Linked DNA regions of Homo sapiens: region 1 is linked to region 2. A link is an interaction called in ENCODE POLR2A ChIA-PET data of the cell type or tissue named here. Cell type or tissue: OCI-LY7. All regions are shown on one strand. Links, peaks and the distances in the headings refer to the core of each region. The heading gives the core; the rest is flanking DNA.

Region 1 (4,399 bases), core at 264-4,263, 430 kb before region 2:
TAAAACTATGCTATGCTCCACTCTAATTAAATTCCTATGCCAAGCTAATATATAGCTTGTCTTGAGATGCATCAGAATTTTACTTAATATTACATTTATCAAATGTCTACTTTCAATGCAGTCAACATTAAGAATTTTAGTCTTAAATTACACACACACTAGAAATACTTAGAGATCTTTTAGGCCCTGTAAAAAAAACAAAGCTACAAAGAGGTAGGTCAGGAAAGAGGGGAGAAAATCTGATTCATAGAGATTGATAGAGAATAATACAGACGAGTGTCTAGGTTAACTTTGGTGCCTGTCCTTCCTGAAGTCTACTTGCTCAACTTCTCCTGGATTTCCTCTATCTTTACAATAAACCCCCACTGTACTGGAGCTACTATGTCTAGGTTTCTGTTTCTTAAAATATCTAAACTAAAACAACTTATTTTTTCCTCTTAAAACTCAAGAGCAAAGTTATTTTTCAGCCTGTAGAATTTAAATGAAGATGATAAAAATAATTATGTCCGTTACTTCTTCATTCCTATTTTCCTTCAACAGATACTTTGAGTATGTCTACCATATGTAAAGTTAGATACTAGGTATTCAGCTGCACACAAAAAAGACATAGCTCTTCCTTTCAGAAATTTATAATCTGGTGGGGGAAATAGGCATTTTAAAAGCAATACAAAGTAAGTCAATAAATAAAACACCAACCACAGGGTGCTAAGAGAGAAAGGAAAAGGATGTATCCATTTAAGAATGGGTGATCAGGGAAAATTTCTTAGAGGAAGTAGCTAGCAAGGTAGAGTGAGTAGTTCATTCCAAGCACAAAGAGGAAAAAATGTTTTTCTTTTTTTTTTTAAATTAACATCCCTGCTGTCCTAAAAAATATACAAATGTTTTCAATGTTCCAGAAACTAAAAGAAGACCAGTGTTCCACTACAAAGAGCAGGAAAAAGGCTGACCTTTGGATACCACTGGGGAGGAAGGAAGGGAATAACTGCAGGCCAAATGAAACAATGTGAGTTTTATTTAGTGGGAAACCACAGAAGGGTTTTCAGTAGAGGAGTGTAATCGGTTATGTGTTTTACAAAATCCTCTCTGGATGCTATGGAGAATAATGGGAAAAAAATGACAGGAAGACAAGTGGGAAGAACAGATAGGAAGTTACTGAATAGGAGATAATGCTGACTTGGAGAAAGAATAAAGGTTCAAGACCTATTTTGGAGGTAGACTTGATAAACTAGTGAGTGTGTGTTAGTCTGGTTCATGCTTTGCTATAAAGGAACACCTGAAGCTGGGTAATTTATAAACAAAAGAGGTTTTATTTTGGCTTACAGTTCTTCAGGCTGTACACAAAGCATAGTGCCAGCATCTGCTGCTGGTGAGGGCCTCAGGAAGCTTACTATCACAGTGGAAGGACAAGGGCGAGCCAGCACATCATACAGTGAGAGAGTAAACGAGAGCAGGGTTTGAGGGAAAGGTGCCACAGTCTTCTAAACAACCATATCTCCCATGAACTCAGAATAAGAACTCACTCATTGCCAAGGGGATGGTGCTAAACCATTCATGAAAGATCTGCCCCCATCATCCAATACCTCCCACAAGGCCTCACCTCCAGCAATGGAGATTACACTTCAACATGAGATCTGGAAGGGACAAATATCAAAACCATATCAGACTGCAATAATATTTTTCAAATATTCTCAATTATAAATTGTCCAGAGATACATACATATGTAGTAAAAAAAACAGACATGCATGGGAATGATTAACACTAAATTCTTCATAATGGTTCTCCTGAGGAAGACCAAAGAAGATGTAGTCAGGAAGAGGTATATATAAAGCTTCTAATCTCATTGACATTGTTTTACTTCTAGAAGTGAGATACATAGCACTTCAATGTATGTCTTAATGATATAGTATGGGGGCAAGGAAGTGCTGGGAGCAGAAGGGTGGGGCTCCTGGTGAGGGCTCCACCTCTGGGCCTGTGCCATTGGACCTAAATCAGGAGAGGCATTTCTGTTTTCGTCCCCAAATATTGCATTTCCCAAGACCACCCTGGTCCGCCATGCCCCCATCTTGTGTCTATAAAATCCCCAAGACCCTGGGGGCACAGACACAAGCGGCTGGACGTTGGGAGGAACACACACCAGCAGAAGAGCACACCAGCAAGCACTGGCAGACACCAGCAGGCCACTGACTGATGGAATGACGCAAAGTTTGGCTGGGGAGGTTGGAGGAGTAAGTAAGTAAGTCAATAAATAAACACCAACCACGGGGTGCTAAGAGAGAAAGGAAAAGGATATATCCATTTAAGAACGGGTGATCAGGGAAAACTTCTTAGAGAAAGTAGCTACTGCTGGGCAGCCTGACTGCAGGGGAAAACCACTGTGTCCGGAATTGGTGGGTTCTTGGTCTCGCTGACTTCAAGAATGAAGCCGCAGACTCTCACAGTGAGTGTTACAGTTCTTAAAGATGGTGTGTCCACAGTTTGCTCCTTCAGATGTTCAGATGTGTCTGGAGTTTCTTCCTTATGGTGGGTTCGTGGTCTCGCTGGCTTCAGAAGTGAAGCTGCAGACCTTCGCGGTGAGTGTTACAGTTCTTAAAGGTGGCGCGTCTGGAGTTGTTCGTCCCTCCCAGTGGGTTCGTGGTCTCACTAGCTTCAGGAGTGAAGCTGCAGACCTTCGCAGTGAGTCTTACAGCTCATAAAGGCAGTGCGGACCCAAAGACTGAGCAGCAACAAAATTTACTGCAAAGAGCAAAAGAACAAAGCTTCCACAGTCCGGAAGGTGACTGCTCGGGCAGCCTGCTTTTATTCTCTTATCTGGCCCCACCCACATCCTGCTGATTGGTCTGTTTTACAGAGAGCTGATTGGTCCGTTTTACAGACAGCTGATTGGTCCATTTTACAGAGAGCCGATTGGTCCGTTTTGACAGGGTGCTGACTGGCGTGTTTACAAACCTTGAGCTAGACACAAAGTGCTGACTGGTGCATATACAATCCTTTAGCTAGACACAAAAGTTCTCCAAGTCCCCACTAGATTATCTAGACACAGAGCACTGATTGGTGTGTTTACAAACCTTGAGCTAGACACAGTGCTGACTGGTGCATTTACAATCCTCTAGCTAAACATAAAAGTTCTCCAAGTTCCCACCCGACTCAGAAGCTCAGCTGGCTTCGCCTAGTGGATCCTGTGCCAGGGCCATGGGTGGAGGTACCCACCAGTCCCATGCCATGTGCCCACACTCCTCAGCCCTTGGGCGGTTGGTGTGACCAGGCCCCCGGAGTAGGGGGCAGTGCCAGTCAGGGAGGCTCGGGCGTGCGGGAGCCCGTGGAGGGCAGGAGTGCCAGGGGGCACTCGGGCACGGCAGGCTGCAGGTCCCGAACCCTGCCCTATGGGGAGGCAGCTAAGGCCTGGCGAGAATTCGAGCGTGGTGCGGGTGGGCCAGCAGTGCTGGGGGACTGGTGCACCCTCCACAGCTGCTGGCCCGGGTGCGAAGCACCTCACTGCCCAGGGCCAGCAGCGCAGGCCAGCCGCTCCGAGTGCGGGGTCCGCCAAGCCCGCGCCCACCTGGAACTCGTTCTGGCCCGCAAGCACTGTGCGCAGCCTCGGTTCCCACCCACGCCTCTCCCTCTGAGAGGTGACAGCGTGCCGGCAGCCCTCACTCACTCTCAGTGCCTCCTCTGCCTGGGCTCCCACTTTGGCGGCACTTGAGGAGCCCTTCAGCCCACCGCTGCACTGTGGGAGCCCCTTCCTGGGCTGGCCAAGGCTGGAGCTGGCTCCCTCAGCTTGCAGGGAGGTGTGGAGGGAGAGGCGCAGGTGGGAACCGGGGCTGTACATGGCACTTGCGGGCCAGCGTGAGTTCCGGGTGGGCGTGGGCTCGGCAGGCCCCGCACTCACAGCGGCCAGCTGGCCCTGCCGGCCCCAGACAGTGAGGGGCTTAGCACTGCTAAGCTGTGTTTGGGCCAGCAGCTGCTGTGCTCGACTTCTCGCCGGGCTTTAGCTGCCTCCCTGTGGGGCAGGGCTTGGGACCTGCAGCCCGCCATGCCTGAGCCTCCCCGCCACCGTGGGCTCCTGCGCAGCCTGAGCCTCCCCGATGAGCACCGCCCCCTGCTCCACAGCACACCAATGGGTCTTGACTCTTTATCCAATTTGCCAGTCTGTCTTTTAATTGGGGTATTTAGCCTATTTACATTTAAGGTTAATTTTGTTATGTGTGAATTTGATACTGTCATATGATGCTAGCTGGTTATTTTGTCCATTAGTTGATGCAGTATCTTCATAGTGTTGATGGTCTTTACAATTTGTTTTGTTTTTGCAGTGGCTGGTACTGGTCTTTCCATATTTAGTGCTTCCTTCAAGAGCTCTTGTAAGGCAGGCCTGGTGGTGACAAAATCCCTCAGCATTTGCTT
Region 2 (4,399 bases), core at 233-4,232:
AATTCCGGACACAAAAGGACTTTCTCTAGTTTACTTTCCCAGCCTCTAGTTTACTTTCCCAGACTCTAGTTTCCATCCTCTTGTTAAGTGCTCTCCTTGCTCCCAGTAAATGGACAATGAATGAAATGAAATGCCATTTGGCCCTGAGTGGACAGTAAACAGGAACAAAGCAGACTTTCATACATCCCCACTGCCCACACATAAAGTTCTGCTATATTTGAGAGAAGAAAGTTGCCAAGAAAAAATAGTTTGGGAACAGGGCATCTCATGTACTTTGGTGTTGCCCCCAGGAGTCTGGTCTAATCCTGTCTGGGTACAGGACAAGTTCTGGTTTCATTCAATAAGTTCAACACTCTCAGAATGAAAGAAAAAGTTCTAGGTGTCTAAATCACTTAGAACTGAAATCAATGCATTCTCTCTTTATTTCTTTAAAGTAGTAATGGCCTGGACCCAGATTTTCAAAGGTTACTTTGAATTGCATTAGGTAATCACCTAATTCATTCTTTCTACCAATGTTGTATAGTGTAGACCAACATCTCCAGATTACCATCAACCACCCCAAACCAACCCACCTTTTGGAGGTGTAGAAAGAAGCTAGTCTGGCCTTACAGCAGCATATTCTGGCTTAAGGTAAGGAGTTATAGTCTCAGGTCTTGCAATAATTACTTACATGAATTTTAACAATTACTTTAATGTCTCTCTCTCTCTCTCTCTCTCTCTCTCTCTCTCTCTCTCTCTCCAGGCAGACAGACAGTCAAAAGTACTAGAACTGGGAAAAACCTAACATTTTCTCAGATCTCTAGGAGGTATAATTTACATTATAATTTATCATCATTAGAAGAATGACAACTTTCTATACAGCTCCAGCTCCTTTATTCACGATTATGCAACTATGAATAATTCTTTGGCTCAAAATGAAGAATTATTGGATAGTCATAACTAAGCTATTTTTTTAAAAAAGAAGGATGGGGAGGAAGGAAGACAGGAAAAAAGTCTCATAATAAAATATTAAAAGATGCTCAGGAGACTGAAGTTTGAATATTGCTCACATAACCTTCATTAGAATATGCTATAAAAGCAGTTCACACAGTAATAAAAACTGAGTCAAATAACAGCCATAATAATTTTATGAAAGATTTTTTTAAAACCACAATAATTTCCAAGTACATAGTATATAAAGCCGAGATGCGCCATGGCAGTTTTTTTAATATGAAAATGGGTAAGAGGCTTCTATATTTGTTTCCTGTACTGGTGCCTGCTTTTATCACACAGCAGTCCACATATTATAGTATATGAAGCAGCAAGCATTTTAAAACTTGGGAGAATGAAAGTACTAACAAAAACAGCATATAAAAGATGTTCATTATTCTAATAGAGCATTTTTATCCTGATTTTTTAAAAACTCACACAATTAGCATTCAAGTTATTTTTCATTATTATCTGCTTCCTTTGCTATAATACAAAAGTTACATATTTTATCTACTAATACTGCCTAATTTGAGGATATCATAGAAACCATAATTTTGTTCATTTAATATTAAAATAATTTTATAACCTCACTGATGAGTCAAACAAGATGTTCATATAATATTGTCTATCTAATATTACAGGCAGAAATAACTATAGAAATTAGGTATTTCTTAGAAACATTTTCATTAAAATTTTATAAGCATATGATATTTCTGTGCACTGCCTTTTTGGTTTTAAGTAATTGTTTATAAAAGGCAGAAACGTTGTTTTATATGCAGTCAATATTTCTGTTAAGAAGGTTCATACATTACAGGTTTCTAGGGAAAAAGTATGTAATTATTAAACTTGCTGGGTTTTTTTAGCTAATATTACCTAGATGTGACTTTTTCAAACACTCTATTGGTTGACTTCAAATATCATTTGATTTCTTTGAGGAATTGTATTGTTTTGCAACTTCAGGAATTATCTTGGCATTAAAAAAGAAGTGTGGAAAGAAAAATGTTTGTTACTATATATGAAGAGAACAAAAAGGTCCTACCTGTTTCAATCTCATGAAGAAAGTCTCTGTGAAAGTCTTTCTGCTGAAATACCAAAATCGCTCATTTGCAGGGTACACACGGACTACTGTCTCCAGGAGAAAGCGAACAGGCTCCACCACCTCTGTGACTACCATATCCACTGCCACAGTCATGTATACTTGCTTATCTGTAGTAGAAATTTTCTGGGTTTTATGCGAGCTTTATTATTCCTTGTCTACTTTAAACAAAGTTTCCTCACTTATGAAAGAATTAAAGTTCTTTACAATTGTAATACCTTCTATGTTTATTTTTAACTGTTCTATTCACATTTTGATTAAATAAGTATGCAAGTACTCCAAGCATGTTTCTTAGGAACTAATAATCCTAAGTGTTTGTTGTTTTGAGACAGAGTCTCACCCAGGCTGGAGTACAATGGAGCGATCTTGGCTCACTGCAACCTCCGCCTCCAGGGCTCAAGCAATTCTCCTGCCTCAGCCTCCCAAGTAGCTGGGATTACAGGTGCCCGCCACAACACCCAGCTGATTTTTAAAATATTTTTACTACAGACGGGGTTTCACCATGTTGGCCAGGCTGGTCTCAAACTCCTGACCTCTGGTGATCCACCCCCATCAGCCTCCCAAAGTGCTGGGATTACAAGCGTGAGCCACCACACCTGGCCTCATTGAGGTTTTTGAATCTATGGCCTGGTCATTCCATACCATTTTGTAATTTCCTCATTCCTTTTTAAATATTTTTTAAAATTTATTTTCTTTACAATTTTTAGTTCTCTGTTAAAGGAAAGTCCAAATAACCAAGGCCACCACTAGAAGAAACCCTCAATAGTGTTTTTAAATATTATATAACATTCAGATTCATCAACTACTTCTCAAATTCAATAACAATTTTATTACATTCTTACTAAATACAGTCTTACTAAATACACCTGCCAATTCAAGAGAAACTAAAATTTGTTAGACATTATACTTGACCTGGAGGACCTTAGAGAAAGGAGTAAGGAGTAATAACACAAGACAGAATATAACATTCAACTGGATCTTAGTGCAGTGGAAAGATCCAAGACTTTTCATCTCTCAGGTTCTAAACTTCTTCCATAAAAATCAAACTTTATTTGATCACACATTCTCTGAGTAATGTGTAATTTCAAGGACATAATTTAGAAATTTTAAAAATCAGGGCAACATTTTTGTGTGGCATATGAGATAATGTTAAATTTAAAATGTATACTTTGAATCAGAATATTATAATATACTATTATATAGTTTAATAGAATAAATTATAAATAAATTTTCTTTTGTGGACCAAATATATATTTTATTGCAAAATAAAACTAAACTAGGTGTTACATTAAAAACATAAAAACTATTTTTATAACTTGATATGCAAAATTCTTATATTTTGTTCTTCAAAACTGTCAACTGGCTTATTTTTATCATTTTTGTGGCTTCCTTCTGAACAAGTATAAGAAAGAAGTTACAGGTATTTGCAAGCCTGTCTCCAGAAATAACAAATTGTGGGTCTAAAAATTATTTACTGCTAATAAATGAAAAGTTAAATTTTATATAATCTTTTTTTCTGTTTAGCCTTTATTTTTAGACAGCTTAATATGTGATCAATGTATGTGATTTATATAAATGGTGAATACTCTCTTTAAGGAAATGAAAGAATAATTATCATTTTAATGCCCTTCATTAACATATTATATTTTCATATCAGTATTCACGAATGCTTCCTGTCAGTAACCAAAAGTCTACTGTGGGTATAAACTAAATAATATAAAAATTAATGATAAAACAAACTGATCCATTATATTCTAAATATGAATTAATGGTTTAATGACAGTAAAGCACTTAGGGTAGGCATATAACTCGGCAGGTAAAACTTTAAATTTAGTTTAAAAGTAGATAATGAAGGGGCAAAAAACAGGCAATTAACAGCTATCTGGATGAAGTAGGAATGAAAAAACACAATGGAACAACGAAAAATGTGACTATTCAACATTTATACATTCTGTTCAATACTAGACATGATAAATAATATGAAAAGTTAAAAAACTAAGAAAAAACTATTTGCTACAACTGAAATATTTAATATATATTACAAGCATCCCGAAGGCCAAAAGACTGGAGCCAATAATTAATAAATGAAAAACTATAAGTAAACTATAATGCAAAAATAGTTAATAATTTAAAAATATTCAAAATTCTAAAATATTTCCTTTTCATCATTTTCTTTAATATTTCTCCATCACTAGTCTCCACAAATGAAATAACTCTATAGTGGTATATGAAAAACAAAGCCCAAATGCTTTCTCTATAATCTAATAAAATTAATTCAGGCCAGGTGCAGTGGCTCACATCTGTAATCCCAGTGCTTTGGAAGGCAAGAAGATC

What was found. ChIA-PET counts read pairs that join two places held together with the same protein. Peaks named below come from ENCODE experiments on the same cell type or tissue, not always from the same donor. Only the 100,000 strongest peaks of a DNase experiment are listed, where the experiment ranks them.
Region 1: POLR2A ChIA-PET joins it to region 2 with 5 read pairs; 3 of 35 experiments call an interaction of 5 or more read pairs at or near these places.

What each region holds. Positions count from the first base shown.
Region 1 is chr1:174,710,616-174,715,014 of GRCh38, reverse strand. The region is part of intron 17 of RABGAP1L (RAB GTPase activating protein 1 like); the gene reads right to left. Among named protein-coding and RNA genes, the nearest start is that of RABGAP1L-AS1, 240 kb to the left of the region's middle. RefSeq lists an enhancer at 2,510-2,619. In OCI-LY7, for the core only: no CTCF peak of the experiment used is centred there; no DNase peak of the experiment used is centred there.
Region 2 is chr1:174,276,389-174,280,787 of GRCh38, reverse strand. It overlaps RABGAP1L (RAB GTPase activating protein 1 like), which reads right to left. Exons shown (of 26, transcript NM_001366446.1): 10 at 2,009-2,175. Among named protein-coding and RNA genes, the nearest start is that of RABGAP1L, 120 kb to the right of the region's middle. In OCI-LY7, for the core only: no CTCF peak of the experiment used is centred there; a DNase peak (open chromatin) is centred at 2,118; H3K4me3 peaks cover 2,720 bases; H3K27ac peaks cover 4,000 bases.